2 separate regions of the Homo sapiens genome follow, and region 1 is linked to region 2. A link is an interaction called in ENCODE POLR2A ChIA-PET data of the cell type or tissue named here. Cell type or tissue: CD4-positive, alpha-beta T cell. All regions are shown on one strand. Links, peaks and the distances in the headings refer to the core of each region. The heading gives the core; the rest is flanking DNA.

What was found. ChIA-PET counts read pairs that join two places held together with the same protein. Peaks named below come from ENCODE experiments on the same cell type or tissue, not always from the same donor. Only the 100,000 strongest peaks of a DNase experiment are listed, where the experiment ranks them.
Region 1: POLR2A ChIA-PET joins it to region 2 with 6 read pairs; 5 of 35 experiments call an interaction of 5 or more read pairs at or near these places.

Annotation. Positions count from the first base shown.
Region 1 is chr19:11,486,618-11,496,992 of GRCh38, forward strand. ZNF653 (zinc finger protein 653) reads right to left here. Exons shown (of 9, transcript NM_138783.4): 3 at 9,333-9,548; 4 at 675-1,286; 5 at 370-541; 6 at 152-263. It overlaps MIR7974 (microRNA 7974), which reads right to left and starts at 9,005; the gene lies at 8,927-9,005. RefSeq lists a silencer at 9,976-10,025. In CD4-positive, alpha-beta T cell, for the core only: no CTCF peak of the experiment used is centred there; no DNase peak of the experiment used is centred there.
Region 2 is chr19:11,274,798-11,285,172 of GRCh38, forward strand. No RefSeq gene overlaps it. Among named protein-coding and RNA genes, the nearest start is that of TSPAN16, 16 kb to the right of the region's middle. In CD4-positive, alpha-beta T cell, for the core only: no CTCF peak of the experiment used is centred there; a DNase peak (open chromatin) is centred at 5,334.

The DNA of each region.
Region 1 (10,375 bases), core at 3,223-5,722, 210 kb after region 2:
TGCCAGGTCCTGGGGTGTGACAAGTCCCTGTCTTTGCCTTCAGGGACACCTCGTCAAATTTCAAGGGGCAAACTAGAGGTAGGACATCCTGGTGGTGCCATGGCCTGGGCCTTGTGGGCCTGGCCCAGGCTGCTCCGGGTGGCGGCCTCACCTGGAAGCTGCTGAGGGCCACGTAGACTTGGCTGCAGCCCTCGTATGGGCAGTGGAACATCTCGAGCAGGCCGTCAGCATCCATCACCCGCGACCGCTTGCTCCGCCGCCTCCTGGAGGGGAAGGGGCCATGACATCGGGGCTCCCGCACCAGGCAGGCTGGGGGCCTGCGGGCCGCTTCTAGCCCTCGCCCTCACCCTTGCCCGCCCCGGCACCCACTTCTCAGGCTCCTTGGGGATTTCATAGATGATGGCTGACATGTCGCTGCCGTCCAGCTCCTCCCCGTCCGCCTCTGCCTCAGGCTCTGCGCTCTCAGGCACCGTTGTTGCCAGCTCCGGGGCTACTGGCTCCTCCTTCTCCTCCTTCTTTAGCAAGCACAGGTCCTCCTTCTCTACAGGGTGGACACAGGGTGGTGTCCGCAGGGGACGAAGGCTGCCGAGGTGCCCACTTCGAGGGCCATTCCTCGCCCGGCCCCTCCCAGGCCCAACCACCCCTGGCCAGAGGCCACGACAGGTCCCCCAGACCTTTCTTGGTCTCGATGCCTGCTACTGCGGTGGCGTCCATGGTGCTAGGCTGGCTACCCTCGGGCTCTGTCTGGGTGTAGGCTGCCACACCCTCCATCATGGCACAGGGCACCTCCTCGCCCAGTCCACTGCCGGGGACACCGCTGCCTGCTGCCATGTTGAGGTGAATGCCCTCGGCCGTGAGAGCGTCGTAACCAGGGCCCGCAATGATGATCACCTGTGAGCCGGGCACCATGCCTGGCATGGGGCAGCTGGCCACCACCTCACCCAGGGCCTCCTGGGGCACGTTCTCAAAGAGGGCGCTGGGGCCCGCACCCACTTGCACAGGCACCGGCACGCACACCACTGTCTCCAGGGCTTCAGGCCCATTGCCTGCTGGGTTGGAGCACAGCGGGGTACCCTGCTCGGCCAGGCTTTCCACGTGGTGGACGTCAAAGGGAATGTGCACGCCCTCCTGAGTGATGAGCCCGCTGCTGCCCACCGGGCTGGTGGGCGTCGCTGCCGCTGCCGCTGCCGCAGCCTTGACCGGCTGGCCCTCAGGAGACTCCTCAGAGTCAGAGGCAGAGCCAGAGCTGGATGAGTCAGAGCTGCCAGCCACCAGCCCATTGCCCACTGTGGGGACAGAAGAAAGGGAGTGGTTATGATAGCTGCAGCCACTGGTATTTGTTTATTTAGTTTTTATTTTATTTTATTTATTTATTTATTTATTTTTTTGAGACAGAGTCTCACTCTGTCACCCAGGCTGGAGTGCAGTGGTGCGATCTCAGCTCACTGCAACCTTGGCATCCCCGGTTCCAGTGATTCTCCTGCCTCAGGCTCCCGAGTAGCTGGGACTACAGGTGTGCGCCACCACACCTGGCTTTTTTTTTTTTTCCTGAGATGGAGTCTCACTCTGTCACCCAGGCTGGAGTGCAGTGGCGCGATCTCTGCTCACTACAAGCTCTGCCTCCCAGGTTCATGCCATTCTCCCACCTCAGCCTCCCGAGTAGCTGGGACTACAGGCATGTGCCGCCATGCCCGGCTAATGTTTTGTATTTTTAATAGAGATAGGGGTTCACCAGGATGGTCTCGATCTCCTGACCTCGTGATCCACCCACCTCTGCCTCCCAAAGTGCTGGGATTACAGGTGTGAGCCACCGCGCCTGGCCCACACCCGGCTAATTTTTGTATTTTTAGTAGAGACGGGGTTTCATCATGTTGGCCAGGCTGGTCTCAAACTCCTGACCTCAAGTCATCTGCCCGCCTCAGCCTCCCAAAGTGTTAGAATGACAGTCATGAGCCACCGTGCCTGGCTGAATTTTTCTTTTCTTTTCTTTTTTTTTTTGAGATGGAGTCTCGCTCTGTCACACAGGCTGGAGTGCAGTGGCGCAATATTGGCTCACTGCAAGCTCCGCTTCCCAGGTTCACACCATTCTCCTGCCTCAGCCTCCCGAGTAGCTGGGACTACAGGCAACCGCCACCACGCCCAGCTAATTTTTGTATTTTTAGTAGAGATGGAGTTTCACTGTGTTAGCCAGGATGGTCTCGATCTCCTGACCTTATGATCCGCCCACCTCGGCCTCCGAAAGTGCTGGGATTACAGGCATGAGCCACCGCATCCGGCCTGAGTTTTTCTTTTTTTTTTTTGAGACAGAGTTTCGTTCTGTCACCCAGGCTGGAGTGCAATGGTGCAATCTTGGCTCACTGTAACCTCTGCCTCCTGGGTTCAAGCGATTCTCCTGCCTCAGCCTCCTGAGTAGCTGGGATTACAGGCGTGCACCACCACACCTGGCTAATTTGTGTGTTTTTAGTAGAGATGAGGTTTTGCCATGTTGGCCAGGCTAGCCTCAAACTCCTGACCTTGGGTGATCCATCCACCTCGGCTCCCCAAAGTGCTAGAATTATAGTCATGAGCCACCACATCTGGCCCGATTTTGTTTTTGTTTTGAGATGGAGTCTCCCTCTGTCACCCAGGCTGGAGTGCAGTGGTGCGATCCGGGCTCACTGCAACCTCTACCTCCCAGGTTCAAGCAACTCTTGTGCCTCAGCCTCCTGAGTAAATGGGATTACAGGTGCATGCAACCACACCTGGCTAATTTTTGTATTTTTAGTAGAGACGGGATTCCCCATTTTGGCCAGGCTGATCTCGAACTTCTGACCTCAGGTGATCTGCCCGCCCGGGCCTCCCAAAGTGCTGGAATTACAGACATGAGGCACCTCGTGTGGCCCTGATTTTCCCAAGTAGAGATCAGGTCTTGTTATGCTACCCAGGCTGTGGCCTTGAACTCCTGGGCTCCAGTGATCCTCCCACCTCAGCCTCCCAAAGTGCTGGGATTACAGGCGGGAGCCACCATGCCCGGCCAGCAGTTGGTATTTGTTGAGGGCTCTTCAGGGGCTAGACACTGTGACCCTCTCACTGCTTAAAACAGCAGTCACTTCTCAATCCCCACTGTCCCTAACTGTTCCAAGATGACTGACCCAGCTGACCACCCCTACTCCAGGGGACACTCTCCTCTCTTAGCCCCCAGACCCACGCTGTGGTATCCTGGGCCCTTCCTGGTGGCTCCTTCCAAGTTTATTTGGTTCTTGCAGGCCTGGAAGGCTTGGCCTGGGGCCTCTCCTCAGCGCTCACCTTACCCCCAGGCTTGCCCAGGCTAATGGGGTTAAAGGCCACCCTCCGATTCTCGATGCCAACTGAATGTCCAATAATTCAATCCAATCTGACATTATCTTCCCGGAGTGGGCGTCAAATCCTCCAAGTTAAAGGCTCAGTCCCACAAGACCGCCGGACTTCAGATGTCAGCTGCAAGTCCTGGGCTACCCTGTATGTCTGACCAATGGGCTCTAAATGGGGGGTTTCCATGACCCCATCCTCAGGTTTGATAATTTGTTAGAACAACTCACAGAACTCAGAAAATGGCTCTACCTACAATTACAGCTTTATTACAAAGGATTCAACTCAGCGACAGCCAAAGGGAAGAGATGCACAGGGCAAGATACGGGGGTATGGTATGGGCTTCCATGCCCTCTCCGGGGGTACCACCGTCCCAGCATCTCAATCTGGAACTGTTCACCAATCTGGGACTGTTCAAGAGGGTTTTTGTTGTTCTGTTGTTGTTGTTGTTTGTTTTTTTGAGACAGAGCCTTGCTCTGTTGTGTAAGCTGTAGTGAAGTGGCACAATCTCGGCTCACTGCAACCTCCGCCTCCCAGGTTTAAAAAATTCTCCTGCCTCAGCCTCCTGAGTAGCTGGGACTACAGGCACACGCCACCATGTCAGGCTAATTTTTTTTTTTGTATTTTTAGTAGAGATGGGTTTTCATCATGTTGGTCAGGCTGGTCTGGAACTCCTGACCTCAGGTGATCTGCCCGCCTTGGCCTCCCAAAGTGCTGGGATTACAGGTGTGAGCCACCGCGACTGGCCAAGTATGTATTCTTATTACTACAACCATCCATGGCCTGGTGATTCCATCTGCAGCTTCTGCCTACACCTCCATGTCGAGCTCCAGATTCTTCCATCTCATTGGCCCCCTAAGAGTGTCTCACAGGCATCTCAAACTCAGATCTGCAACACTGGGCTCTGTATCTTCCCTTCTACAAAGCCTGCACTGCTCACGGGTGTCCCTGACTCAGCGGAAGGCAGCTCAGTCTCTCCAGTGGCTCAGGCCAAAGTCCTGGGGCTCTTGTTGACTTCTCTCTCTCTCACACCCACTTCCAATCTGTCAGCAAAACCTGTTGGTGCTGCATCCAAAATACATCCACCCGCAGCCTGAACGCTTCTCCCACTTCCCCTGCAGATGCTAGTTGCGGCCCCACCGGCCCCCTGCCAGGGCCAGTGCAGTCCCTTCTTTTGGGTCCCCGGCTCCTAAGAACCTACTCTTTACCTCCTGTGAAAGAAGCAGGCCAGCTACTCACTAAATCCCTCTCTTCCTGGCACCAGCACCGACTACATTTCCCAGCATCTCTTGCAGGTAGGTGTGGCCATGTGGCTGAGTCCCAGCCAATGGAATGCAAGTGGACAGGTGCTCCCAAGGTTGAGTCTCCACTTTTCTCCCCACCAGTAAGCCAGGACCCACAAGGAGGCTGGAGCCATAGGAAGGAAAGAACCTGGGTCCAGGGATGAAAGGCAGTCTGCAGGATGGAAGCACCAGGCTTTGTATGTGGGAAACAAACCACTGTGCCAGGTCACGAGAGCTGGAGTGCGTCTGTTTCAGGAGGTGTTCCATCACCTCCTGTCCTCGCCTCCTCTCCTAATGTCCTTGGAGACACTAGATAGGTTCCTGCCTCAAGGCCTTTGCACCTGCCATTCCCTCGGCTTGAATCCTCTTTTTTTTTTTGAGATGGAGTCTCGCTCTGTCGCCCAGGCTGGAGTGCAGTGGCACGATCTTGGCTCACTGCAAGCTCTGCCTCCCAGGTTCACACCATTCTCCTGCCTCAGCCTCCCAAGTAGCTGGGACTACAGGTGCCGCCACCACGCCCAGCTAATTTTTAGTAGAGACAGGGTTTCACCGTGTTAGCCAGGATGGTCTCGATCTCCTGACCTCATGATCCGCCCACCTCGGCCTCCCAAAGTGCTGGGATTACAGACGTGAGCCACCGCACCCGGCCGGCTTGAATCCTCTTCTGTCTGACACCTGAGAGGGCTCCTCCCTCCCCTCCATCAGATCCTTCATTAAAGGTATTTTTTCAGGGGGAATTTCCTGACCATTCTGTCTCAAATAGTTCCTTTTTCCCTCCTTTATTTTTTCCCAAAGCACATACCACCTTACAGTGCACTCTATATTTTATTTTATTTTTGAGATGGAGTTTTGCTCGTTACCCAGGCTGGAGTGCAATGGTGCAGTCTCGGCTCACTGCAACCTCCACCTTCCAAGTTCAAGTGATTCTCCTGCCTCAGTCTCCTGAGTAGCTGGGATTACAGGCACACCCCACCATGCCCCGCCAATTTTTATATTTTTAGTGGAGACAATGTTTCACCATATTGGACAGGCTGCGAACTCCTGACCTCAAGTGATCCACTCACCTTAGCCTCCCAAAGTGCTGGGATTACAGGCGTGAGCCACCACGCCCAGCCTGTATTTTAATTAATTTATTTTTTTGAGACAGTGTCTCCCTCTGTCACCTAGGCTGGAATGCACTGGCACAGTCATAGCTCACTGCAGCCTCGAGCTCCTAGGTTCAAGCGATCCTCCTGCTTCGGCCTCCTAAAGCACTGGGAGAGGTGCACCACCATGCCCAGCTAACTTTTTCATTTTTTTGCTAGAGATGGGGTCTCACTATGTTGCCCAGGCTGTTCTCTAAGCCGTGGCCTCAAGCAATCCTAACTTGGCTTCCCAAAGCACTGGGATTACAGGCTTGAGCCACTGTGCCCAGCCTGCACTCTATATTTTTATTGGTTTATCCTGCTTACAATCCGCTTCCCCTCTAGAATGTAAACTCCGTAAGGTTGCGGGGTCCCGGTGCAGAGCCCCCAGTGCCGAGAAGGCTGTGTGGTGCACAGTGAGGGCTCGTTCCAATAAATGAATCAATCTCTGCTCCCTAGTCTTGGCTCACTGCAGCCTCTGCCTCCCGGGTTCAAGTGATTCTGATGCTTCTGCCTGCCAAGTAGCTGGAAGTACAGGCACACACCACCACACCTGGCTAATTTTTTGTATTTTTAGTAGAGACCGGGTTTTGCCATGTTGCCCAGGCTGGTCTCGAACTTCTAGCCTCAAGTGATCCACCTGCCTTGGCCTCCCAAAGTGCTGGGCTGGCATTACAGGTGTGAGCCACTGTACCCGGCCCTCGGGAGTGTTTTTTTTTTTTTCTAGACAGAGTCTTGCTCTGTTGCCCAGGCTGGAATGCAGTGGTGCGATCTTGGCTCACTGCAACCTCCGCCTCCTGGGTTTCAGTGATTCTCCTGCCTCAGCCTCCCAAGTAGCTAGGATTACAGGCATGCGCCACCATGCCCAGCTCATTTTTGTATTTTTAGTAGAGATGGGGTTTCACCATGTTGGCCAGGCTGGTCTTGAGCTCCTGGTCTCAAGTGATCCACCTGCCTCGGCCTCCCAAAGTGCTGGGATTACAGGTGTGAGCCACCGTGCCCAGCCTTTGTTTTGGGTCTTTAATGAGTAAATATGTATAAGGGTTTAGGACAGTAGGAGATTAAAAGTATGTACCCTGTAAGTTTCCTATTATTATCTCAGTGCCATTCAGGGCAGTGAGATGCCCACTGTTGATGGACCTGGGGTGGCAGCAGGGTTGGGGATAAGGAGGATCAGCCCCTCTTTCTGGATAATTTCCCCTTGTCCTGTATTCTGCAGGGTGGGCAAACTCTCTGGCACCATCCAGAAGGAGGGCGCAGTGTCCTAATGAGTGGAGGGAAGGGCCAGAGCACGCGTCTGGGTCCACCTGACTGCAGCACCTGCTAAGTTTGGCTGACCCCAGACTTCTCCTCAGGTAATGACAGCACCAACAGAAATAGCCATGGGCAAGGCCCGGTGGCATATGCCTGTAATCCCAGCACTTTGGGAGGCCAAGGCAGGAGGATTACTAGATCCCAGGAGTTTGAGACCAGCCTGGGCAACACAGTGAGATCCCATCTCTACAAAAAATTTAAAAATCAGCTGGCTGTGGTGGTGTGTGCCTGTGTTCCCAGCTACTCAGGAGGCCAGGGTGGGAGGATCACTTGAGCCCAGGAATTGGAGGCTGAAGTGAGCTATGATGGCACCACTGCACTCCAGCCTGGGCAACCGTGAGACCCTGTCTTAAAAAAAATAAATAAAAATAAAAAGCCAGGTATGGTGGCTCACACCAGTAATCCCAGCACTTAGGGAGGCCGAGGCAGGAGGATCACTTGAGGCTGGGAGTTCGAGACCAGCCTGGCCAAAGTGGTGAAAACCCACGTCTACTAAAAATACAAAAATTAGCTGGGCATGGTGGCTCACGCCTGTAATCCCAGCTACTAGGGAGGCTGAGGTGAGAGAATTGCTTCAACCTGGGAGGCAGAGGTTGCAGTGAGCCAAGATCGCACCACTGCACTCCAGCTTGGGTGACAGAGACAGAATCTGTCTCAAAAAGATAACATAACATAACATAACATAACATAACATAACATAACATAACATAACATAAAACATAACATAACATAACATAACATAAGGCCGGGTGCAGTGGCTCACGCCTGTAATCCCAGAACTTTGGAAGGCCGAGGTGGGTGGATCAACTGAGGTCAGGAGTTCAAGACCAGCCGGCCAACATGGTGAAACCCAGTGTCTACTAAAAATACAAAAATTAGCCAGGTGTGGTGGCAGATGCCTGTAATCCCAGCTACTAGGGAGGCTGAGGAAGGAGAATGGCTGGAACCTGAGGCTTGGCTTGCAGTGAGCCGAGATCGCGCCATTGCACTCCAGCCTGGGCGACAAGAGCGAGACCCTGTCTCAGATAAATAAATACATACATAAATAAATAATAAAAAGTTGAGTTGGGGCGTAAGTAAGCTGCTCTGGGCACCACCCACACCCCAGCCTGACCCATCACCAAATGGGCCAGTCAGATCACTCCTGGGGCTTGGGATTCCTTGACTGCCAAGTGGGGCTGATGACAAGGCCATGGGGAAGATTCATGGTGGCTCTGGGCAGGGCCAGGAGTGGCACACAGTGAGGGGGCAGTAAAAGGCAGAGGAGGGCGGAATGCAGATCATGGGATGGGGCAGCCGAGAGGCCACTGCACGCTGAGAGCCTGGCCGACACTTGGTGGGACGGTCGTTGGCGGGGGCGCCCACCCGGAACACCTCTCGCCCCCGGCTTCCCCTCGGCCAGCTGGGATGCCACCTGCTCCGAGATGCCAGCCAGCGCAGGCTCAGCCCTGGTGACCGCCCCACCCTCAGCCCTGACAGGACGCCTGGCAGTGTGCCCTACGCTCCTTCTCCAGCCATTGCCGAACCCCTGAGGCTGCCGGCAGCCCCCTCACCACTCACCGGGGCCAACTGAGCCTCCCTCACTGAGTCCCTGCCCCGTGGGATGGGAAGGAGAGAGGCAGGGACCGCGAAGGTGGGGAGGGAGGAGGAGAAAGGGGAATAGAAGGAAACAAGAGAAAGAGAGAGAGGGAGATGAGACAGAAAATGAAAGATCAAGGAAGGAGGAGACAGAGGCAGCTCAAGGGAGGAGAAATGGGGAACAGGAGGGAAACAGAATGGAGGGGGAAGGCAAGAAACGAAGCCTGGAAAGGCAGAAGGCAAGAGAATGCAACTGGGAGCCAGAGAAAATCGAAAAGGAGGTAGCGGCCAGCTTAGCCAGGGCTCAGGAGAGCATCACAGCCTATGAAGCCATAAGGCCTGGGTGGTTTAGGCGGCCGTTTCGCTGTGGGGGCCGAGCCCTGCCCCAGCAGGCCTGCCCCCGCCCCAGCTGCCAAGCCAGGGCTCCTGGGCCCTCAGCCAGCCCTGCCTGGGACTGGCCTTGGGCACAGATTGGCAAACTGCTCCATAAAGAGGGACTGCCTCCCCACTCAAGCTCTGTAAGGACGCAAAGAGGGCAAGGCCACGAAGGACTCAGCCTGGCCCATCGTGTCCCTGCTCTGCCCCAGTGCCAGAGCCAGAGCCAGAGCCACTGTGGCTGCTATTCTGTTTGTGATGCTAGCCTAGGGCTCGTAAGAAGCCCCCAGAAATGGGCGGCCCCCTATGTGCCCTCGCCCTGCAGACCTACCTTTGTCACTGTCAGGGTCTGAGTCGCTGAGGGGCTTCAGGGGCGAATGCAGGTCCTGGAAGTAGCGGTGGCCAGCTTCGCACTGCCACACGGCCGTGGTGTACAGGCCAAAAGTGGGGTCTAGCTCCGCCAGGTGCGGCTCGTACGGGCAGCGGTGCTTGTGGTCCTCGTACCAGATCACCACGTTCTTCAGGCAGTTCACGTTGCGTCGCCGCCCTATGGACACAGGGCCGAGGAGTGGGTATAAGGGACAGGGCTCAGCCCATGGTGACATGGCTGCCTGAACCACCGGGGCTTTATGGGTCCCATGGGTTTGGAGGCCCTCCTGAGTACCATCCAGGCCTGTACCCAGTTTAAAGGGGGAAACTGAGGCTCAGAGAGGAGAGGCACCCCCTGGAGGTAACGGGGACTGTTCTATTGGCAAAGTCATGTAAACAGTGGAGCCTGGTGCACAGTAGGTGCATAATAATTGTTAGCTGCTTGTTAATTGTTCTCATCTTCATCAAACGCCTAGACCAGCGCAGTCCTCAGGCCCAGGACTCCCAGGCTCCCGCCCTAACCACCCCCTACAGCCGCAAGGGGGCGCCTGTGAATGCCCGAGTCAAGTCTGTTCCCTCCTCTGCTCAGAATCCACTGGGCCAGGCGCAATGACTCACACCTGCAATCCTAGCACTTTGGGAGGCAGAGGCAGGCGGATCACTTAAGGCCAGGAGTTTGAAACCAGCCTGGCTAACATGGCGAAAACCCATCTTTACTAAAAATACAAAAATTGGCCGGCATGGTGGTGTATGCCTTTTGTCCCAGCTACTTGGGAGGCTGAGGTAGGAGGATCGCTTGAGCCTGGGAGGTGGAGGATGCAGTGAGCCAAGGTCGCAACACTGCACTCCAGCCTGGATGACACAGCAAGACCAACTCCCTCAGGGTAAAAGCCAAAGTCCTCCCTTCGGCCCACAAGGCCCACTGTGACTTGTCACCTCCCCGCCCTCACCCACTTGGTGACTGCACTCCACTCCAGCCACATGGCCTCCTCGCTGTTCCTGGAG
Region 2 (10,375 bases), core at 4,142-6,641:
AAGACCTTATCTCTAAAAAATAAACTAATAATTTAAAAGCCTCAGTGTAGTGCTTCATGCCTGTAATCCTAGCACTTTGGGAGGCTAAGGGAGGAGGATCACTTGAGCCTGGAGTTCAAGGCTGCAGTGAGCTATGATCACGTCAACTGCCCTCCAGCCTGGGTGACAGAGCGAGATCCTGTGTCTCAAAAAATAAAAAGTAAAATAGAAGAAAAGGCTGTGCATGAATGTTGATAGCAGCTTTATTCATCATCACCCATGGCTTAAAACAATGGAGTTGTCCCTCAGTGGGTGAATGTAAAACAAACCAGGGTCTTTCCCTACAATGGAATATTCTTCAGCAACAAAAATGAGCAAACTATTGAGACAGGCAAGTACTTGGATGAATCTCAAATGCATTATGCTGCCTGAAAGAGGCCAGACTGAAAAGGCCACATAGTGTATGATTCCAGTTATATAACATTCTCAAAAAGACAAAAGTACAGTGTGAGATAGCAGACAGATGAGGGCCTGCCTAGGGCTCGGGGGAGGGGCTGATGACAGAGGGGCAGCGCCAGGGAGCTTCAGGGGGATGCAGCAGCTCTGTCTGATGGCCCTGGTGGCTCAATGAATCTGGACATGTGTTAAAATTCATAGAACTGTCCACCTCTCCGGGAGGAAATTTTACTGTATTTATACCTAGAGAGAGAGACATTTGCAGGGGGAATGGGTCCGTGAGATTCTAGGAATGTGGTTATTTATCCTTGTAAATCCCAGTCACCCCTGCTGAGACAATAGGGGTGACCCATTGTGCAACCTGCAGCCAGCCAGCCCACTTTGCAAAGTTTTCTTTCTCTTTCTTTCTTTCTTTTTTTTTTTTTTTTTTTTTTGAGACGGAGTCTCACTCTGTAGCCCAGGCTGGAGTGCAGTGGCATGATTTTGGCTAGCCGTAACCTCTGTCTCTTAGGTTCAAGCGATTCTCCTGCCTCAGCCTCCCTAGTAGCTGGGATTACAGGCGTGCACCACCACTCCCGGCTAATTTTTGTATTTTTAGTAGACACGGGGTTTTACATTGTTGGCCAGGCTGGTCTCGAACTCCTGACCTCAAGAGATCTGCCCGCCTCAGCCTCCCAAGTAGCTGGGACTACAGACGCATACCACCATGACCAGCTAATTTATTTTTATTTTTGTAGAGATGGTGTCTTGCTATGTTGCCCAGGCTGGTCTCGAATTCCTAGGCTCAAGCAATCCTCTTGCCTCAACCTCCCAAGTATCTGGGACCACAGGAGTGCCACCACATCTGGCTAATTTTATTATTTTTAATTTTTAATTTTTAATTTTTATTTTATTTTATTTTTTAGTATTTATTGATCATTCTTGGGTGTTTCTCGGAGAGGGGGATTTGGCAAGGTCATAGGACAATAGTGGAGGGAAGGTCAGCAGATAAACATGTGAACAAGGGTCTCTGGTTTTCCTAGGCAGAGGTCCCTGCGGCCTTCCGCAGTGTTTGTGTCCCTGGGTACTTGAGATTAGGGAGTGGTGATGACTCTTAACGAGCATGCTGCCTTCAAGCATCTGTTTAACAAAGCACATCTTGCACCGCCCTTAATCCATTTAACCCTGAGTTGACACAGCACATGTTTCAGAGAGCAAGAGATTGGGGGTAAGGTTATAGATTAACAGCATCCCAAGGCAGAAGAATTTTTCTTAGTACAGAACAAAATGGAGTCTCCCATGTCTACTTCTTTCTACACAGACACAGCAACAATCTGATTTCTCTTTCCTTTCCCCACACTTCCCCGCCTTCCACTCGACAAAACCGCCATCGTCATCATGGCCTGTTCTCAATGAGCTGCTGGGTACACCACCCAGACGGGGTGGCGGCCGGGCAGAGGCGCCCCCCACCTGCCGGACGGGGCGGCTGGCCAGGCGGGGGCTGCCCCCCACCTTCTGGAGGGGGCGGCTGCCGGGCGGAGGGGCTCCTCACTTCTCAGACGGGGCGGCTGGGCAGAGACGCTCCTCACCTCCCAGACGGGGTGGTGGTCGGGCAGAGACACTCCTCCGTTCCCAGACGGGGTCGCGGCCAGGCAGAGGCGCTCCTCACATCCCAGACGGGGCGGCGGGGCAGAGGCACTCCCCACATCTCAGACTATGGGCGGCGGGGCAGAGATGCTCCTCACTTCCTAGACGGGATGGCGGCCGAGAAGAGGCGCTCCTCACCTCCCAGACTGGGCGGCCGGGCAGAGGGGCTCCTCACATCCCAGACGATGGGCGGCCAGGCAGAGACGCTCCTCGCTTCCCAGACTGGGTGGCGGCCGGGCAGAGGCCGCAATCTTGGCACTTTGGGAGGCCAGGGCAGGCGGCTGGGAGGTGGAGGTTGTAGCGAGCCAGAGATCACGCCACTGCACTCCAGCCTGGGCAGCATTGAGCACTGAGTGAGACTCCGTCTGCAATCCCGGCACCTCGGGAGGCCGAGGCTAGCAAGATCACTCGCGGTTAGGAGCTGGAGACCAGCCCGGCCAACACGGCGAAACCCCGTCTCCACCAAAAAAAATACAAAAACCAGTCAGTCGTGGCGGCGCGCGCCTGCAATCCCAGGCACTTGGCAGGCTGAGGCAGGAGAATCAGGCAGGGAGGTTGCAGTGAGCCGAGATGGCGGCATTACAGTCCAGCCTCCGCTCGGCATCAGAGGGAGACCATGGAGAGAGAGGGAGAGGGAGAAGGAGACCGTGGGGAGAGGGAGAGGGAGAGGGAGAGCTCTTTTTAATTTTTTTTGTAGAGGCCAGAGTCTTGCTATGTTGCCCAGGCTGGTTTCAAACTCCTGGCCTCAAGTGATCCTCCTGCCTCAGCCTCCTACAGTGCTGGGATTACAGGTGTGAGCCACTGCACCCAGCTGGCTATGTGGTTTCTTGTGCATCACTCTATCCCTAGTGCGCTGCACACAGCCTGGCACACAGTAGGTGCTCAGTAAGTGCTTTCTGAGTGAATGATTGGGAGAAGCAGAAAGTATTCCAAGGGAGGCATGGGCAATTGTTTTTTTGTGTTTTTTTGAGATGGAGTTTTGCTCTTGTTGCCCAGGGTGGAGTGCAATGGCACGATCTCTGCTCACTGCAACCTCCGCCTCCTGGGTTCAAGCAATTCTCCTGGGTTCAAGCGATTCTCCTGCATTCAAGTGATTCTCCTGCCTCAGCCTCCTGAGTAGCTGGAATTACAGGCATGCGCCACCACACTTGGATAATTTTGTATTTTAGTAGAGACGGGGTTTCTCCCTGTTGGTCAGGCTGGTCTCAAACTCCCGACCTCAGGTGATCCACATGCCTCGGCCTCCTAAAGTGCTGGGATTACAGGCGTGAGCCTCCGTGCCCAGCCAGGCAATTTTGTTAATCGCTGAATCTTCCAGTTTCCACATGCCTCCTCCTCTCTCCAACCCTTCTCGCCCTAACTTTTCCAGATTGTGCATGAAATTTCTAGATTGTGCATGAATGCCCTGCCCAGCCCTGCACATTCAGAATTCATTTGAATTGAACCTGAGAGGTGGAGGTTGTACCGAGCTGAGATGGTGCTACTGCACTCCAGCCTGGGCGACAGACCGAGACTCTGTCTCAAAAACAAACAAACAAGCAAAAACCACAAAAAACCTGTACATGAGCTGGGCAAGGCTGAGTGTGGTGGCTCACACCTGTGATCCCAGTGCCTCCAGAGGGTGAGGCGGGAGGAATGGCTTGAGGTCAGGAGTTTGAGACCAGCCTGGGCAACATAGTGAGACCCTGTCTATAAAAAAAATAAAGAATTAGCCAGGTGTAGTGGCGCATATCTGTGGTCCCTGCTACTTGGGAGGCTGACAAGGGAGGTTCGCTTGAGCCCAGGAATTTGAGGCTGCAGTGAGCTATGATTGTGCCACTGCCCTCCAGCCTGGGTGACAGAGTAAAAGACAATAGCAACAAAAACGCTGAATGAAATACAGCAAACATGCTTTTAAGTTATCAGCTAAGTTCACAAAAAAGTAAGAGAAATCTCCAAGGAACACAGAGGAGGGGAAGTTAGTGCTGAGGCGCCACATTCCTTGACCCTGTGAGATAAAGGCTGCAGTGAGCCGTGTTCACACTGCTGCACTACAGCCTGGGCAACAGAACAAGGCTCTGTCTCAAAAAAAAAAAAAGAAAAAGAGAAAAAGAAACCTCGTCTCCAAAAAAAAAAAAAAAATTAAAAATCAGCCTGTAGTCCCAGCTATTCAGGAGGCTGCGGTGGGAGGATCGCCTAATCCCAGGAGCTCCATGTTGCAGTGAGCTGTGATCAGGCCACTGTACTCCAGCCTGGGTGATAGAACAAGACTCCATCCCCTCCCCTCAAAATAAAAATAAATTGAAAAAATAAAGAACAAATTAAAACAAGGTCATTAGGATGGACCCTAATCCAAATGACCACTATCCTTATAAAATGAGGAGGTATGGGCTGGGTGCAGTGGCTCGTGCCTGTAATCCCAGCACTTTGGGAAGCTGAGGCAGGTGGATCATTTGAAGTCAAGAGTTCAAGACCAGTCTGGCCAACGTAGTGAAACCCTGTATCTACCCAAAATACAAAAATTAGCTGGGTGTGGTGGCGCATGCCTGTAATCACAGCTATTTGGGAGGCTGAGGCATGAGAACTGCTTGAACCTGGGAGGTGGAGATTGCAGTGAGCTGAGATTGTGCCACTGCAGTCCAACCTGGGGGACAGAGGAAGACTCTGTCTCAAAAAAAGAAAAAAAAAAAGAAAAGATGAGGTGATATGGACACAGAGACAAGCATTAAAGAAAGACTATGTGAAGACACAGAAACAAGGCAACTGGCTCTAAGCCAAGGAGAGAGACCTCAGAAAGAATCAACCCTGCTGACACCTTATTCTTGGACATACACCCTCCGGAACTGTGAAATGCCCTGTTTTATAAGCTTCCCTGTCTGTGGTGCTTGGTCATGACAGCCTTAGCAAACTCATACACGTCCCCTCTTCCCAACTGCTGCTTCCTGGCATCACCACCTCTCAGACAAAGTACTTGTATTAAATCCTTGTTTCAGTGGTGGCTTCCACGGAACCCAAACTAAGACAAGGCCACCCCAGGGTACAAAAGGTGGCATGGGGAAAGAAGAGAGTCTCTGGGGAGCATTGTCATGCAGAGAAAGGAAAGGAGAGGTCTTCAAGGAAGTAGAGCCAGACCTCAGTTTCAGAAGCCATTGTATTTGCTCCCAGAACCCATGAGAAAAAACTTCTGCTGTGGTGGTGGTGGTGAATCCCACAATAGGAAGCTTCTCTGTGGTTTTGAGCCACAAAAGAAAGTTGTAGCCCATTGTTTCATGGCCACAAAGGAAATGGTTTCCAGTTGGGTGATGGTTCGCTTGGGTTGCTGGGAGGATCTGACCTCAACCTTCCTGCTGCACCCTGGGCAATGGTGCATCTTCTCTTCCGGCATCTTCTCTCTCCTGTTTTTCAAGTTTACTCTTTTTTTTTTTTTTTTTTTTTTTTTTTTGATACGGAGTCTCACTCTGTCACCCGGGCTGGAGTGCTGTGGCGCGATCCTGGCTCACTGCAAGCTCCGCCTCCTGGCTTCAAGCGATTCTCATGCCTCAGCCTCCCGAGTAGCTGGGATTACAGGCATGTGCCACCATGCTCAGTGGCTAATTTTTGTATTTTTAGTAGAGACGGGGTTTCACCATGTTGGCCAGGCTGGTCTCAAACTCCTGACCTCAAGTGATCCATCTACCTCGGCTTCCCAAAGTGCTGGAATTACAAGCGTAAGCCACCACACCTGGCCCAAGTTTACTCTTTCTAAAAAGAATTTATTTGGGGTTTGCTCTGTTGCCCAGGTTGGATGCAACCTGGTGGTATGATCATAGCTCACTGTAGCCTTGAAATCCTGGATTCAAGTGATCCTCCTGCCTCAGCCTCCTGAGTAGCTGGGACTACAGGTGTCCATCACCTGACCCAGTAATTAAAATTTTTTTTTGTAGAGATGGGGTCTTGCTATGTTGCCCACACTGGTCTTGAACTCCTGGCCTCAAACAATCCTATTGCCTCCAATACATCTGGCCCAGGTTTACTCTTTTTTTTTTTAGACAGTATGTTGCTCTTGTTGCCCAGGCTGGAGTGCAGTGGCACAATCTCGGCTCACAGCAACCTCTGCCTCCTGGGTTCAAGCGATTCTCGTGCCTCACCTCAGCCTCCTGAGTAGCTGGGATTACAGGTGCGTGCCACCACCCCCAGCTAATTTTTTTGTATTTTTAATAGAGACAAGGTTTCACCATGTTGGCCAGACTGGACTCAAACTCCTGACCTGAAGTGATCCACCCGCCTCGGCCTCCCAAAGTGCTGGAATTACAGGCATGAGGCACTGCCGCTCAGCCCCCAGGTTTACTCTTTTTTTTTTTTTTTTCTTTTTTTGAGACAGAGTTTCACTCTTGTTGCCCAGGCTGGAGTGCAATGGCATGATCTCGGCTCACTGCAACCTCTGCCTCCCGGTTTCAAGCGATTCTCCTGCCTCAGCCTCCCGAGTAGCTGGGATTACAGGCATGCACCACTATGCCCTACTAATTTTGTTTTTTTTTTTTTTAGTAGAGACGAGGTTTCTCCATCTTGGTCAGGCTGGTTGTAAACTCCCAACCTCAGGTAATCCGCCCACCTTGGCCTCCCAAAGTGCTGGGATTACAGGCATGAGCTGCCGCGCCCAGCCAGGTTTACTCTTAATTTAAGGTTGAGCCCCTGGGCTGCACACTCAGCCTTGTGGATGGATGACTGGCTTTGGGCCAAGGTTTGGCTTGCAGCTTCTCCTCACTCTCAGCCTAGAGGCAAAAACTTTTCTTTCTTTTTGTTAAAAACAGCTTTACTGAGATATAGTCTACACAGTATAGAATTCACCCCTCGAAAGTGTACAATTCAATGGTTTTTCCTATATTCAGAATTGTACAACCATCACCCAGCCTATTTTGGAACACTGTCTCATCTCCTCAAAAAGCAGCTCCACAGCCTTTAGCTATCATTCCCCTATCCCCTCGTCCCTGCCGCCTCACCCCTAAGCAACTACGAATCTACTAGTCTGGACTGTCACATGAGTGCAATCATACAACATCTGTCATTTCGTGTCTGGCTTATTTCACATAGCTTAAAGTTTGTAAGATTCATCTGCAGCCTGTGTGACTGTATCATTCCTTTAAATTTTGTTTTAATTTTTAAAATTGAGATGGAATCTCCCATGTTGTCCAGGCTTGTCTTGAACTCTTCGGCTCAAACGATCCTCCTACCTCAGTCTCCCAAAGTGCTGGGATTACAGGCGTGAGCCACCGTGTCTGGACATTCATTCCTTTTTTTAATTTTTTTGAGACAGAGTCTTGCTCTGTCACCCAGGCTGGAGTGCAGTGGCGCTATCTCAGCCCACTGCAACCTCTGTCTCCTGGGTTCAAGCGATTCTCCTGCCTCAGCCTCCTGAGTAGCTGGGACTAGAGGTATGCGCCACCACGCCTGGCTAATTTTTGTGGTTTTAGTAGAGAAGGAGTTTCACCATGTTGGCCAGGCTGGTCTTGAACACCTGACCTCAGGTGATCCGCCCTCCTTTGCCTCCTAAAGTGCTGGGATTACAGGCTTGAGCCATCACGCCTGGCCGACATTCATTCCTTTTAAAGGCTGGATAATATTCCATTGTATGGATAGACCACATTTTATTTATCCGTTCATCAGTGGATGGCCCCTATGGACTATTGTTAGCGGTGCTCTTACGCCATTTGAGTTACACATTTTTGCATGGACATATGATTTCATTTCTCTTGGGTACGTATATACCTAGGAGTGGAATTGCTCGGTCATATGGTAATTCCACTTTTAATCTTTTTTTTTTTGTCCTGTAGAGGTGGATTCTCGCTGGTCTTGAACTCCTGGACTCATATGATCCTCCTGCCTTGGCCTCCCAAAGTGCTGGGATTATAAGCATAAACCACTGTACCCAGCCCTTTCTGTAATTTTTTTTTTTTTTGAGACAGTTTCATTCTGTCGCCCAGGCTGGAGTGCAGTGGCACGATCTTGCCTCACTGCAACCTCTGCCTCCTGGGTTCAAGCAATTCTCCTGTCTCAGCCTCCTGAGGAGCTGGGATTACAGGTGCTCACCACCACGCCCGGCTAATTTTTTGTATTTTTAGTAGGGTTTTAGTAGGGTTTCACCATGTTGGCCAGGCTGGTCTCCAACTCTTGACCTCAGGTGATCCACCCACTTTGGCCTCCCAAAGTGCTGGGATTACAGGCCGTGAGCCACCGCACCCGGCCCTATGTGTAACCTCTTGAGAAGCTCTCAGACTGTTCTCCAAAGCTGTTGCCCCAGCTGACATTCCCACCAGTGGTGTATGAGGGTTCTGATTTCTTTGTGTCCTTGTGTGAAAATACTTCTTTAACCAATTTTACAGATAAGACTAAAATATACTGAGGCCCAGCAACGAGCTCAAGCTCCCACAGCTACTGAGACACAGAGCTGGGGCAGGTGCCCAGGTATCCAGACTCCAGACATCAGGATTTGCTCATTTCATTGAGGCTTTAACAAAGACTCTGTGGATCTTTATTGAGCTCCTGTTACATACCAAGCACTGAAGACACACAGTGAACAAACCAATGTAGAAAGGACTCAGATAGCTTAAAATAATAATAGGCCAGTGCCCAGTAGCATACACCTGTAATCCCAGCACTTTGGGAGGTCAAGGCGGGATGATCACTTAAGCCCAGGAGTTTGAGACTAGCCTGGGAAACATGGTGAAACCCCATCTCTACAAAAAATCTAAAACTTAGCTGGTCATGGGTCAGGCACTCCCAAAGTGCAGTGCTCCCACTGTACTCCAGCCTGAGCGACAGAGCGAGACTCCTTCTCAAAAAAAAAAAAAAAAAAAAGGTTAGCTGGTCATGATGGGGGCACATGCCTGTAGTCCCAGCTATTCAGGAGGCTGAGGTGGGCGGACTGCTTGCGCCTGGGGAGGTTGAGACAGTAGTGAGCCAAGATCACGCCACTGCATTCCAGCCCCAGTAACAGACTGAGACCCTGCCTTAATAAAAAGGAAAAAAAAAGTTAAAAATTTAAAAAATATTTGAATTCAGGATGGCAGGGACTACATCTGTATTTTTTGGCATCACAATTGGCATACACTAGGTGCTCAATGGATGCTTATTGAATGAAAGGTTGAATGAATTAGTGAATGAGCAGATGTCACCCATCAGAAAGAATCACTGACCTTGGAGTCAGGAGACCCATCTTCAAATCTGGGCTCCTCTGTTCCAGGCAATGAGCCTCATCTGTTTTTTGTTTTTTGAGACAGAGTCTTGCTCTACTGCCCAGGCTGGAGTGCAGTGGTGCAATCTTGGCTCACTGCAACATCCACCTCCCAAGGTGAATCAATTCTCTTGCCTCAGCCTCTCGAGTAGCTGGGATTACAGGCATGCACCACTGTGCCCAGGTAATTTTTGTATTTTTTGTAGAGACAGGGTTTTGCCATGTTGCCCAGGCTGGTCTCAAACTCCTGACTTCAGGTGAACTGCCCACCTCAGCCTCCCAAAGTGCTGGGATGACAGGTGTGAGCCACCGCACCCGGCCAAGCCTCATTTGTAAAGTGGACATGACAATAGCACCTACCTCTAAGCATGGGAGTGAAGATTCTAGATCATTCTAGCACCTGGCATGAAGTAAAGGCTTCAATAAATGTATACACCAACTCTCCCAGATCTTCTGAAAGAGAAGCACAGAAAACAGTCTGAACACAGCCTGGAAGGAGAATTCCTGTGCTGGGTGGGTTATTTTCCATGAACCCCGAGGACCTGGCTAAGTTTCAGGTCAGAGCTGTTTTTTTTTCCCCCAAAATTCTCTCATTTGCTCTGGTCCAAGTGGAGATCCTGGTTCCCAGTGTCCCCCCTGCCCCCACCCCCTTCCCGCCAGGCGCAGCAGGGAGCGTCCGCTGAGACAGCAAGAAAACCCACCCAAGAATGCAGAGGCCTCAGCTGAGGACAGCACTTGTAATTCAGCTTGGTCACCCTTTAAAAACAATTGTAAGGCCAGGAGTATAATCAATGTACTCGTGCCTGTAATTCCAGCTCTTTAGGAGGCTAAGATGGGTGAATGGCTTGAGTCCAGGAGTTTGAGACCAGCCTGGCCAACATGGTGAAACACCGTCTCTATCAAAAATAATAAGAATAATAGGCCGAGCACGGTGACTCACACCTGTCATCCCAGCACTTTGGGAGGCTGAAGCGGGCGGATCACCTGAGGTCAGGAGTTTGAGTCCAGCCTGGCCAACATGGTGAAACCCCATCTCTACTAAAAATACAAACAATTAACGGGGCGTGGTGGCACATGCCTGTAATCCCAGCTACCTGGGAGGCTGAGGCAGGACAATTGCTTAAA